Regions from separate parts of the Homo sapiens genome. Here region 2 is linked to region 1. A link is an interaction called in ENCODE POLR2A ChIA-PET data of the cell type or tissue named here. Cell type or tissue: PC-9. All regions are shown on one strand. Each heading gives the region's core, and the rest is flanking DNA. Links, peaks and the distances in the headings are about the cores only.

What was found. ChIA-PET counts read pairs that join two places held together with the same protein. Peaks named below come from ENCODE experiments on the same cell type or tissue, not always from the same donor. Only the 100,000 strongest peaks of a DNase experiment are listed, where the experiment ranks them.
Region 2: POLR2A ChIA-PET joins it to region 1 with 6 read pairs; 2 of 35 experiments call an interaction of 5 or more read pairs at or near these places.

Annotation. Positions count from the first base shown.
Region 1 is chr2:173,639,919-173,645,312 of GRCh38, forward strand. No RefSeq gene overlaps it. Among named protein-coding and RNA genes, the nearest start is that of CDCA7, 290 kb to the left of the region's middle. RefSeq lists an enhancer at 675-1,223. In PC-9, for the core only: no CTCF peak of the experiment used is centred there; no DNase peak of the experiment used is centred there.
Region 2 is chr2:173,509,545-173,514,938 of GRCh38, forward strand. No RefSeq gene overlaps it. Among named protein-coding and RNA genes, the nearest start is that of CDCA7, 160 kb to the left of the region's middle. In PC-9, for the core only: no CTCF peak of the experiment used is centred there; a DNase peak (open chromatin) is centred at 2,607; H3K4me3 peaks cover 444 bases; H3K27ac peaks cover 1,366 bases; H3K27me3 peaks cover 63 bases.

The sequences.
Region 1 (5,394 bases), core at 74-5,073:
TGCAGAAGCAAAAAACTGGCCCAGTTGGTGGCTGAGGGTTTGGAAAGAACAAAATCACTTTCTACATAATGATAAATTTCCAGCTAAGAGAGGATAGATGGTCTAGGTCAGATTTATTGCCAGTGGCAGTTCTAATATACAGTTTTCTGTTTTTAAAAGAATTAGCTGCTACATTATTACAGCTGACATACTTAGTGACCTAGCTAATTTTCAGGAATCAAGAGTTGTGCAAATGATAGTTGTGTATTAGAGCTGATGGCTGGTGAAACCATGACGCGGAGGTTCTAGAAGATCAAACGTTAAACTATGTCCCAAAGATACTGTAGCACTCCAAGGCAGGGTACTTCAACTGTCTGCTGTTTCATCCAGTACACAATCGAAGACACTTATGACGGGTTGGAGAAGTGAGGAGTCAGCATAGCTCAGTGGTCATGTCCCCAGTCTCAGGAGACTGATCAAACAAGTTGAGATCCCAGCTCCACCACTTACTAGATGTCCTTGGCTACTTCATTTTTCTCATTAGCCTAATACGAATTCCAGTAGTTAGTTGTGGGTTGTTATGAGGATGAAATAATACATGAGAAGCACTTATGTTAAAAATGTCACACTTTATAATAATGTCCTTGATGAAACTTAGAAAGTTTTGGTTTGTTCATAAATGAAAATGAAAATAATAAATTAAAAAATAGAATGTTAGAGTATAAAGAGACCATGGTCCAATTCTCCAAACTGAGGCCTAGGGAATTCAAACTGAAACAGCTAGCGATAGCCCTCCATGTTTAAAGTTTGTCCCATATGTCATGCAGAACAACAGTTGCTTGATATTCCTCATCTGGATTCATGGTCAGTTCTTCATCAGCTCATAAGCTTCTACTGAGCAATGATGAGGATGTTTTAAGTAAGTGCAAAATGGTCAGCAAAGCTGAGCTCACCAGGGTGCTCAGTAAGTATTACCTGGTGATGGTAATTACACGACAATGAAGAGACAAAGCAAGAGACTAGCTCCAGAAGCTCCCTAGTGTGAAAATGAATCCCATTCTCTTTCGCTCTTCCCTCTCTCTCTCTCTCTCTCACACACACACACACACACACAGTCCCATCTTCTTTGTCTTTTTTGCCTGGTTCGATACGCATTTATGCAGTGAAACCAACTCATTCTAAAACCAGCATATTGAGAAATATGACTTAAACTTAGCTCCCACGTGAGGTTGTTCAACTGTTCATCTGTAATACCATCAAATAAGCGAAAGGGTGTTAAGTGTGGTATGGAGGAGGTGTCAGATTCTATCCTTTTCTTCCGGAACATCAGAAGGGAATATTAGAAAACTAAATATTTATATGGATGAAATGCCTGGCAAGGACTATGACTTGGCATGCCTTCTATATTTCCTTTAGTGAGTTCCAAAAAGCCTTTACCTGTTTTCCAAAAGGCTTAATCACAGTATTCCTACTCTTCAGCAAATATGCCACTCTTTTTGGATTTTAGTACATTCAGCCATCAAATGATGATGTGACAGTGAGACCTTGTTCAACCTAGAGAATATCTGCATTCAGCTCTGTCTGTGCTAGGGAACTTATGCCAGGACACATTATTTCAGATTTACAGACTGTTTCTATCTATTCTAAAATACTTGTGCTGCTCATTGTATATAAGACAGAAGAGAAATCAAGTCCTTAACTACCCCCAACCCTCTTTCATGGCAACTTCCTTCAAACTCCTACTCAGCTTGGATCTGCAATTCAGTAGATTCAATCCCAGCGTGCAATAGAATATAGGGATGAGCGGAGCCAAGTGGAGTGAAAAAGGGGGAATAGAGATTCTTCCAGCTTCTCCTGAGTAATTTCTCTACATGTGGTTTCATTATTGTTTTTAAAACAAATCCCACTTAATTGAAAACCATGCACCAAAATGTGTTCCAAATGTAAATAAACATACATTATTTTCAGACTTTCAGCTATTTAGGGCCATTCACCCACCTGCTCCTCTCTCCACTACTTAGAAATTATCAAAACTTGACTCTGTCATTCTACAAAATGCTTCTTTGTCCCAAATTTTGCATCTTGTCTCTGCTGTATTTTCACAGGATAATGGAAAATAGTGACAGGGCACCAAAAAGGGTCTGGCTGTAAATGTGAAACTAATTGAATCTTCCCAAGGCAGTTGCCAACAGCATCCTGACCCTTGCTGGGAGTGTTCCATATTGCGATGAAAAGGCAAATTGTAGTTCAAATATGTCTTCACTGTAAGTGCATTGGGTCATTTACCTTAACAATGTGAACGTGCGCTCATTATCATGTTCAACTTGATTAGTGTATGGTCTAACATTTAAAAATGCACTTCAGATAAAAGAATGTATAAATGCATGATTGGTTCCTAATAAATTGAGCAACCCCTTAATGAACTGTGAGCGATCTAGAGAGGAACTATTACATACCAGTCATAGAAATGGCAAACCAGACAAAAATAGATGGTGTATGTGTGTGTGTATGTGCGTGTGTGTGTGTGTGTGTGTGTGTGTGTGTGTGGTGTGTGTTTGGGGAGAGATCTTTCTCCATCTTCCATGATACACTGATTGCTGCCTTTATTGAAAAAAACAACGAAGAGAATTCAAGGCAACCAGGGAAATTAGTTCATTTAGGACCCAAACATAAATGAGAGCCATCTTTTGGCAAATATTCAGTATAGCTTTCCTGACATACCCAAATAGAAAAGCTTAGAGGGGCATGTTGTGAAAACTCTTAAATGAGCTTTCTTGCTGTTTTTTTTTCAAGAAAATATAAGATAGAGTTGGTGTAGGATATAAGATCTTCTTAGTCATTTAAGACAAATTCTTAGTCATTTTAGACAAATTCTGCTCTACTCTGTCTATTCTCATTTGTCTCTTTCCCCCCATGCTTTTCTTAAATTTCTGTGTGAAAGATACCTTATATTTACTTCTGATCAGAATCTAAAAATGTTCAGATGAATGAGGCGGCATGCCTCTCTACTTTATTTCTTATTCATGTTAGGTGAATTTTAAATGTGAGCTAGGAGAGCTTAGATATTTATTTGGCATCAGGCTCCATATGCATATTTCCATAAAAAACTTGAGAAAAAAATATACATGTTAAGGATCCATAACACTTCTGAAAATCTGAAATCCAAAATGCTCCAAAATCTGCAACTTTTTGACCATCAACTTGACACCACAAGGGGACAATTCTGCACCTGACTTCATGTGACAGGTCTTAGTCAAAACTGTGTGTTGTGACACACAGTTTATGTGTGTGAAAGGAAAAAGACCTTCCAAGTCCTCTTTGGCGGTGATATCTTTTCCATTCATACCTAGATTCTCCCATGCAAACACACCCACAAAGTGTAATGAAATGACATGTGAGCAGTCTGGATGTGCCAACAGCAGGTTCCCCATGATGCCCCACGTGGGATCGAGACAGTAACATCTTTGCTTTCTGATGGTTCAAGGTACACAAACTTTATTTCATGCACAAAATTATTTAAAATATTGTATAAAATTACCTTCAGGCTAAGTGTATAAGGCATATATCAAAATACATGTAGTCACTATATTTTTTGCTTATTCTCTGCTCTGTGATGCAAAGATATTATTAAAAATGTCAAAAAGACCTGAAGATTCCTTTGTGGGTAACAGTGACAAGAAAAAGAGGAAATGTTTATGTTTATTTATAGCACAGAAAGTCAAGCTGTTGGAGAAACTAGACAGCAGTGTAAGTGTGAAGCATCTTATGGAAGAGTATGGTGTTGGAATGACCACAATATATGACCTGAGAAAACAGAAGGATAAACTGTTAAAGTTCTGTGCTGAAAGTGATGAACAGAAGTTAATTTTAAAAACAGAAAAACACTGCATAAAGCTAAAAATGAAGAACTTGATTCTGTATTGAAATGTGGATTCATCGGAGTCACTAGGCCTCTTAATGGTATGATGATCATGAAACAAGAGAAGATACACCATGATGAACTCAAAATTGAAGGGAACTGTGAATATTCAACAGGCTGGTTTAAGAAAAGACATGGCATTAAATTTGTAAAGATTTGTGGTGACAAAGCATCTGTTGATCACAAAGAAGCGGACAAATTTATTAACAAGTTTGCCAGGGTCATTGCTAATGAAAATCTGATGCCAGAGCAAGTCTATAACACTGACGAAACATCACTGTTTTGGTGTTATTGTCACGGAAAGACACCGACTACCACTGATGAGACAGTGCCTAAGTAATTAAGAATGCTAAGGACAGAATAACTGTGTTTGGATGTGATAATGCGGCAGGCACACTAAGTGTAAACTTGCCATGATAAGCAAAAACTTGCATCCTTGGTATTTTCAAGGAATGAATTTCTTACCAGTCTATTATTATACTAACAAAAAGGCGTGGATCACCAGGGACATCATTTCTGACTGGTTTCATAAACATTTTGTACCAGTGACTCATGCTCACTGCAGGGAAACCAGGCTGGATGATAACTGCAAGATTTTGTTATTCCTTGACAATCGTTCTCCTCATCCTCCAGCTAAAATTCTCATAAAAATAATGTTGATGCCATGTATTTTCCCCCAGTGTGACTTCTTTAACTCAGCCATGTAACCAGGGTATCCTGGGATCAGTGAAGAGTAAATACAAAAATACACTTTCTTGAACAGCATGCTAGCAGCAGTGAACAGAGGCATGAGTGTGGAAGGTTTTCAAAAGAAGTTAGCATGAAAGATGCCATATCTACTCTTACCAAGGTCTGAAACACAGTGACTAAAGACACAGTTGTGCATGTCTGGCACAACTTCTGTCTGTGCAATTATGTTGAGTGATCATGATGGACAAGGTGGTAACTGTGAAGGATTCTGTATATCTAATGAGAAAAAAAAAGATGCCTGGCCCCCTTACTTATGCAAGGTACATACCTCAGAGTCTGTCAGCAAGCTGGAAGAAGCGGGTATCAAAGAAGTTTTTAACATCAATAATGAGGCTCCAGTTGTTCATTCATTGACCAGTGGTTAAACGGCCAAAATGGTTCTGAATCAAGGTGATCATGATAATAGTGATGATGAGACGACCTTGTTAACTCTGCAGAATTGCCTATAGACCACATGCTGAAAATGTGTGGTGGGCTTATGGAAGGACTAGAGCAGCATGCATTCATTGCAGAACAAAAAAAAATGTCAGTTTATAAAATCAAAGAGAAACTCCTAAGACAAAAACTGTTGTTAATGAGGCTGATGATTCTGGAGGAAACATCTAAAAAGCCATCCAGCAGAATGCCTCCCCACGCCTAAAGGACCCACTTCCTGGTCCCTCAACTCCTGATGTTTCTTCTCACCAGAAAAGAAAATACAGTGTATCTTTTATTCAAAGCCCAGCATCATAGATGGAGACTGAAAG
Region 2 (5,394 bases), core at 156-5,155, 130 kb before region 1:
TGGCTGCAAGTGAGGCTGCGAGATGGAGTTTTTTGTTTTTTTGTTGTTGCTTTATTGCTTTTTTTGTTGTTATTTGTTTGTTTAACTACCAAACAAAATAGGATTTATGTGGGCAAGAAAAAAGAGGGAAATTGATAGTGAGGAGGCAGTTATCTCAATCTGTTATCATATAACATAATGAAAATTATTAGTTCTGAAAATCTCATTCCATCTTGCGTTGCTGATGAAAACCTATTATGTGCATTCTGTACTTTGGAATCTCCTTTAGTAAAATAAAGGAAATTCAAAACTTCTTAATGGGGACAACATAGAATATAGAAAGAGAGAAGTGGGAGATAAAATTAAAAACAGATCAATTTGGGCTTCAGTTGTTCATAATTGGTAGTAGTTTCTCTGGTATTAGAACTGAAATAGACTTTTTTCCTGTAAAGAATAACTGCCTAAGTAAAATAGAAATATAGCTAAGAAGACAATTAAAGGATACTTTATATTTTTTAAAGAAATTGTGCCCAAGTTTCATTTGTGTGGGCTTTTTCACTTCTTATTGCAGGTACTCTCAGAATTCTTGTAGCCCATTCAGAGTAGTATATACTATCTGAAAGGAATAAAACTCTGACTTTTAAAAATATTCTGCATTTCACAATTTTTTACTTCAGACAGAATCTCTCCAATTAATCTAAATTAGTGATTTTTACTGGATTCAAGTAGCCAACTTCTCCATGATCTTTGAACTGGTATGGTTCAAAGATATGGTATGGTCTGTATGGTATTACACAGTATTGTCGTAAATATCACCCAGATAGAGAGAGCTGGATTCTAAGGAAATGTTAGACTTAGATTAATGTTCTGGATTCTGGAAAAAAAATTGCCCTCAAAATACTTTCAGTGTTTTATGGGTCTCCATGCAAGGACATTTGAAAGTGGTTAGAGTTTTGTTTGAAAGGTTTTTCTTCTCTGAAGAGTCAAAGGTCCCAGCTAGACCCTAAAGGAATCTTGAGCATGAGAGTCAGGCTCAGCTGAAAAAAGCTTTTGGAACAAGACTCTGCATCCAGGACTCAAAAACAGGCTTCTGATCATCAGCTCTTGGAGCTAAAAGGACTCACCACTACAATATCACAAGACTTTGGGCAACAGGTGTGTTCTAAGATATGTGTGTATTTTTGTCAGTCTGTGGTTTATTTTGCCATCTTCTCAGACTAAGAATATAGAGAAGCACTTAATTGGGTGACTCCACTATGGTTAGTAGTTTCATTCATTCAGTCAGTGTTCATTCAACACCAGCTATGTCGCCGTCTGTCTGCTTGAGCCTGGCAGGAGGATGAGAAGATGTGCAGACAGCTAAGGGGCGTGCATAGTCCCTGCCTTCAAGTGATGTACATGTACGGAACTGGTCATGCATAACTGGTATAACTAAACGCTAAATATTTTGCAGATGTGTAAAGATTTTCCATTCTCCCTAGAAACCCTGGTCTAATGCTGAACACATAAAATAAAAACCTATGAGATTTTGATTCAGCTTTCTAGTTTATAGATATGTTGGAAAAAGGAGATAGAGGAGATAGCCAATATTGAACCCCTATTAGTAACTATTAGTAACTGCTGGTTTTAAAGAATCTGTACTAAATAGAGTCATCCCTCAGCATCTGTGAGGGATTGGTTCCAGAACCTCCTTTGTATATCAAAATTCAAGGACCTTCAACTTCCTGATATAAAATGACATAGTATTTGCATACAACCTATGCATATTTTCTGTATACAGTCACACATGACATAATGACATTTCAGTCAATGACAAATTACATATACAATGGTGATCCCATAAAATCATAATACTATTTTTATTGTACGTTTTCTATGTTTAGGTATGTTTAGATACACAAATACTTACCATTGTGTTAGAGTTGCCTTCATTATTCAGTACAATAACATGCTGTATGGGTTTATAACCTAGAAGCAATAGGCTGTATGGTACAGCCGAGGTGTGTAGTAGGCTATACTATCTAGGTTTGTGTAAATACACTCTATGATGTTTGCACAATGAGGAAATTGCCTAAGGACTCATTTCTCAGAACATATCCCTTTCAGTAAGCCATGCATGATTGTACTTTAAATCATCTCTAGATTACTTGAAATATACGTAGTAATACTATGTAAATAGTATTTACATATTGCTATGTAAATAGTTGTAATACTGTATTATTTAGGAAATAATAACAAGAAAAAAATCTGTAAATGTTCAGTGCAGACACAATTTGTTTTTCAACTTCTTTCAGTCCTTGTTGGTTGAATCCATGGATGTGAAACCCATAGATATGGAGGGCTGACTGTATTTACCAGGATATCTTTTCAAATCTAAATAAATTCATCAAGTTTGTGCAGTCTGTGTAAGTCTGCAATATTAATGGTTGGTTCAACTGTTTTTGGACAGCTGGATTACAACTTTTGAGAACTGTACTACTCATTCTTATTGTACCCAACTAAAACAGAGTTGCAAGGCCAGGAAGGAAAGCACTCAGGACTTATACTATTGCTCCAACAATGTACTTCTCTGCAAGTCTGACTGCTGAAACTGCTTGCTGTAACCTGAAACCAGTTTTATCTCAGGGCTACTGAAACTACCTGCTGCAATCTAAGACTAGTTTTGCTGACCACTACCGTTCACCAATAAGAGCTTGCCAGCTCCCTGAAATCTTGCTAGTGTCAGTGAACTTTCCTGAAGACAAATACATAATATTTCTCCTTTTTATTAAACCTCTAACCTTCTCTTTGTTCTTCAGACCTACCAAAGACTTCCCAGTCTGCATGTGTGCTCCAAATTGCAATTCTTTCTTCCCAAGTAAAACATGTTAATTTCAGAGATTTGTTTCTATACATTATTTGACTTGAGCAATACTGAGGTGACGTTACATTCCTCACTACACTTTTGAAAAGCAGCCCTTCTAACCTACCAGGGTTGCCATGTTATATGCTGTTCAGACATTCGGGCATGATCCATCCTGTTTCCAAGGCTTCCGTGGTGTTATTGGCATGTTAATTATTACAGCAAATGATAAAATGTGCAAAATGGTACCCCCTTCTTAATGACATAAATAAATGAAGCAATTAATTTTACACAATAAAAACAAGCAATACAATAACTTACAAATTTGGAGTTTCTTCATTATTACATCAAATTGCAAAATGGAAACATGTAATTTCAAAAAGCTCATAAGTAAAAATGGAAACACAGCTGATGCTGCGTCAGCTTGTGGGCTGCAAAATAATGTGGGACTTGCACAGTGTGGAACAGTCAACATCTTTTAGATACACCAGGCCAGATATGATTCAGAAACTATAAATCTTCCTAGAGCTGAGACATCCCAATAAGCTAAGGCATTTATGTGCTGTAAAGAAAAACAAAACAACTTTTTCTTATTTCCCTTATATATTAGTTTGGAATTCCAGAAGTTACTTTGCTTAGGATCCTCATCGCCATGTATCTGCAGTTACAGAAGCTGGAAGCCTATGATTGATCTTGTAACTTCAATATCTGGAGAAAGATAAGTAGGAAAGCAAATTTCCTGGGAGAGCTGACAACAGTTTTTAAAATGAAATGTGTATACACCAAGCCTGACATACTATATTGCCCACCATGTTTGAAACCGTCAGTTTCAGGACTGACATTTGGTTCTGTGTGTTTGTTTTGGTGAGTGAGAAAGTAACACATATTTTCTTTGACATCTTGTGCAATTTTACAAGTATTCAGGGCACATTCCCTGCTTTGCATGGAAAATGTATTTGCACAGTTGTCAGAATGATGGACAGGGGAGCGAATGATAGGACAGAGCGCTGATCTTTGCTTGTTATTACATACAATAGCTTGGTAGGAACCGTGATGTGTTGGTGAGACAAACTGTGTCCCATTCTGGAACATATTAAGTTTGTCTCCAGGACACACATGACTTCGCTAGGGTGTCGAACCTCATTCATAATAGATGCTAATCTTTTCAGGGCTGACTGATGACAGCACTTCCTGCCCTTCACGGAATTAGAGCTGGGTTTTATCAAAGGACTCAAACTGCCTGCTAATTAGACTAATTCCCTTCATCATGAATTATTTATTTCCATTGGTAACCGATCACTGTGACATTAATGGGTTCTGCTCAACTTAGTTTCACACTAATACACACTAGGAGTTAAATGTTTAAAAATTCGTGATACTTCACTCCAGGTCAAGTGTATCTTTGTCTAATATTTGACAGATTCAGTGAAGTTTTGATGATTATGTTTTAGGTACAAATAAAATGGGACAAAATTCCAGATTTTGTTGATAAGAAAACAAATCAATTTCTTTCTCTGCTCAGGTGTCTCCTGTCTTAGCTAGAACAAGTTGTCTTATTCTGGGACACGCTGTCTGTACTATATAGTATTTTATCAAGGTCAAACCATCACGTAAATGTGCTGGCGATTCTCTTTGGTATCTCAAAGTTGAACTAGACATAATGTCAGCTAGCTAAGTTGAAATTCAGTTATTGATATCTGTTGACAAAAATCAGTGTAATATCTTGTTTACTTATTTGTAAAATGCAAAGTGGACTTTTAAAAAATGGAATTTACAGATAATATATCCCAAAGGTTACAGATAATATAGCCCCCTTACTTATTATCTTCTGAGGTTGTATAGATCAGTGTTTCTCAACATGTAATCAAGGCATCACCTGTATCCTGAAAGTGTTATTAAAATTCAGATTTCTGGGCTACATATACAGCCTGTTAGAATCTCTGGGAATAGGATCCCAACATTTGCATTATTACAAGTTCTGTGATTATTGAGCAGTGGTAGAATCATTGACATTGGTTATCCAAAACAACTCCATAATTGATCAATATTTTATCAGAAATACTGAATCAGTTCATCCAACAGGTGCAGGAAGGATCCTATAAGCTTAGTAGTGCCTTTTGGAATTGGCTTCTGTTGTAGTTTCATCAACACATATAAAACAGGCAACATTTATACTGACTGATCATCAGGGAGCTCTGTGAATGGTGGGCATCACACCTTTGCTCAGAGGACACATGGGAAGAAGGTGTCAAGGGAGAGGCATACACAGTCACGATTCAGCAAGGCAGTTGGTATCAGATGGGAAGGCTTTCTGTACGCACCCCACTGAGGCACATGATTGTGCTCGGTAGTTCAGCTATTAAATATTGAATTGTGGAAAATGGTAAAAGAAAAAGTAAAAAGCAGCATAATAGATGGAAGCTGGAGATTAGATGACAAACATTGGACAAAGGCATTATGTAGCCCACGATACAATGAGGCAAAACCACAAATAATAGGTTCTATTAAAAGCAGCTACAGTTCTAAACCAAAGATTGGTTTTTACATGTGTCCCACATGTCAAAGATTACTGG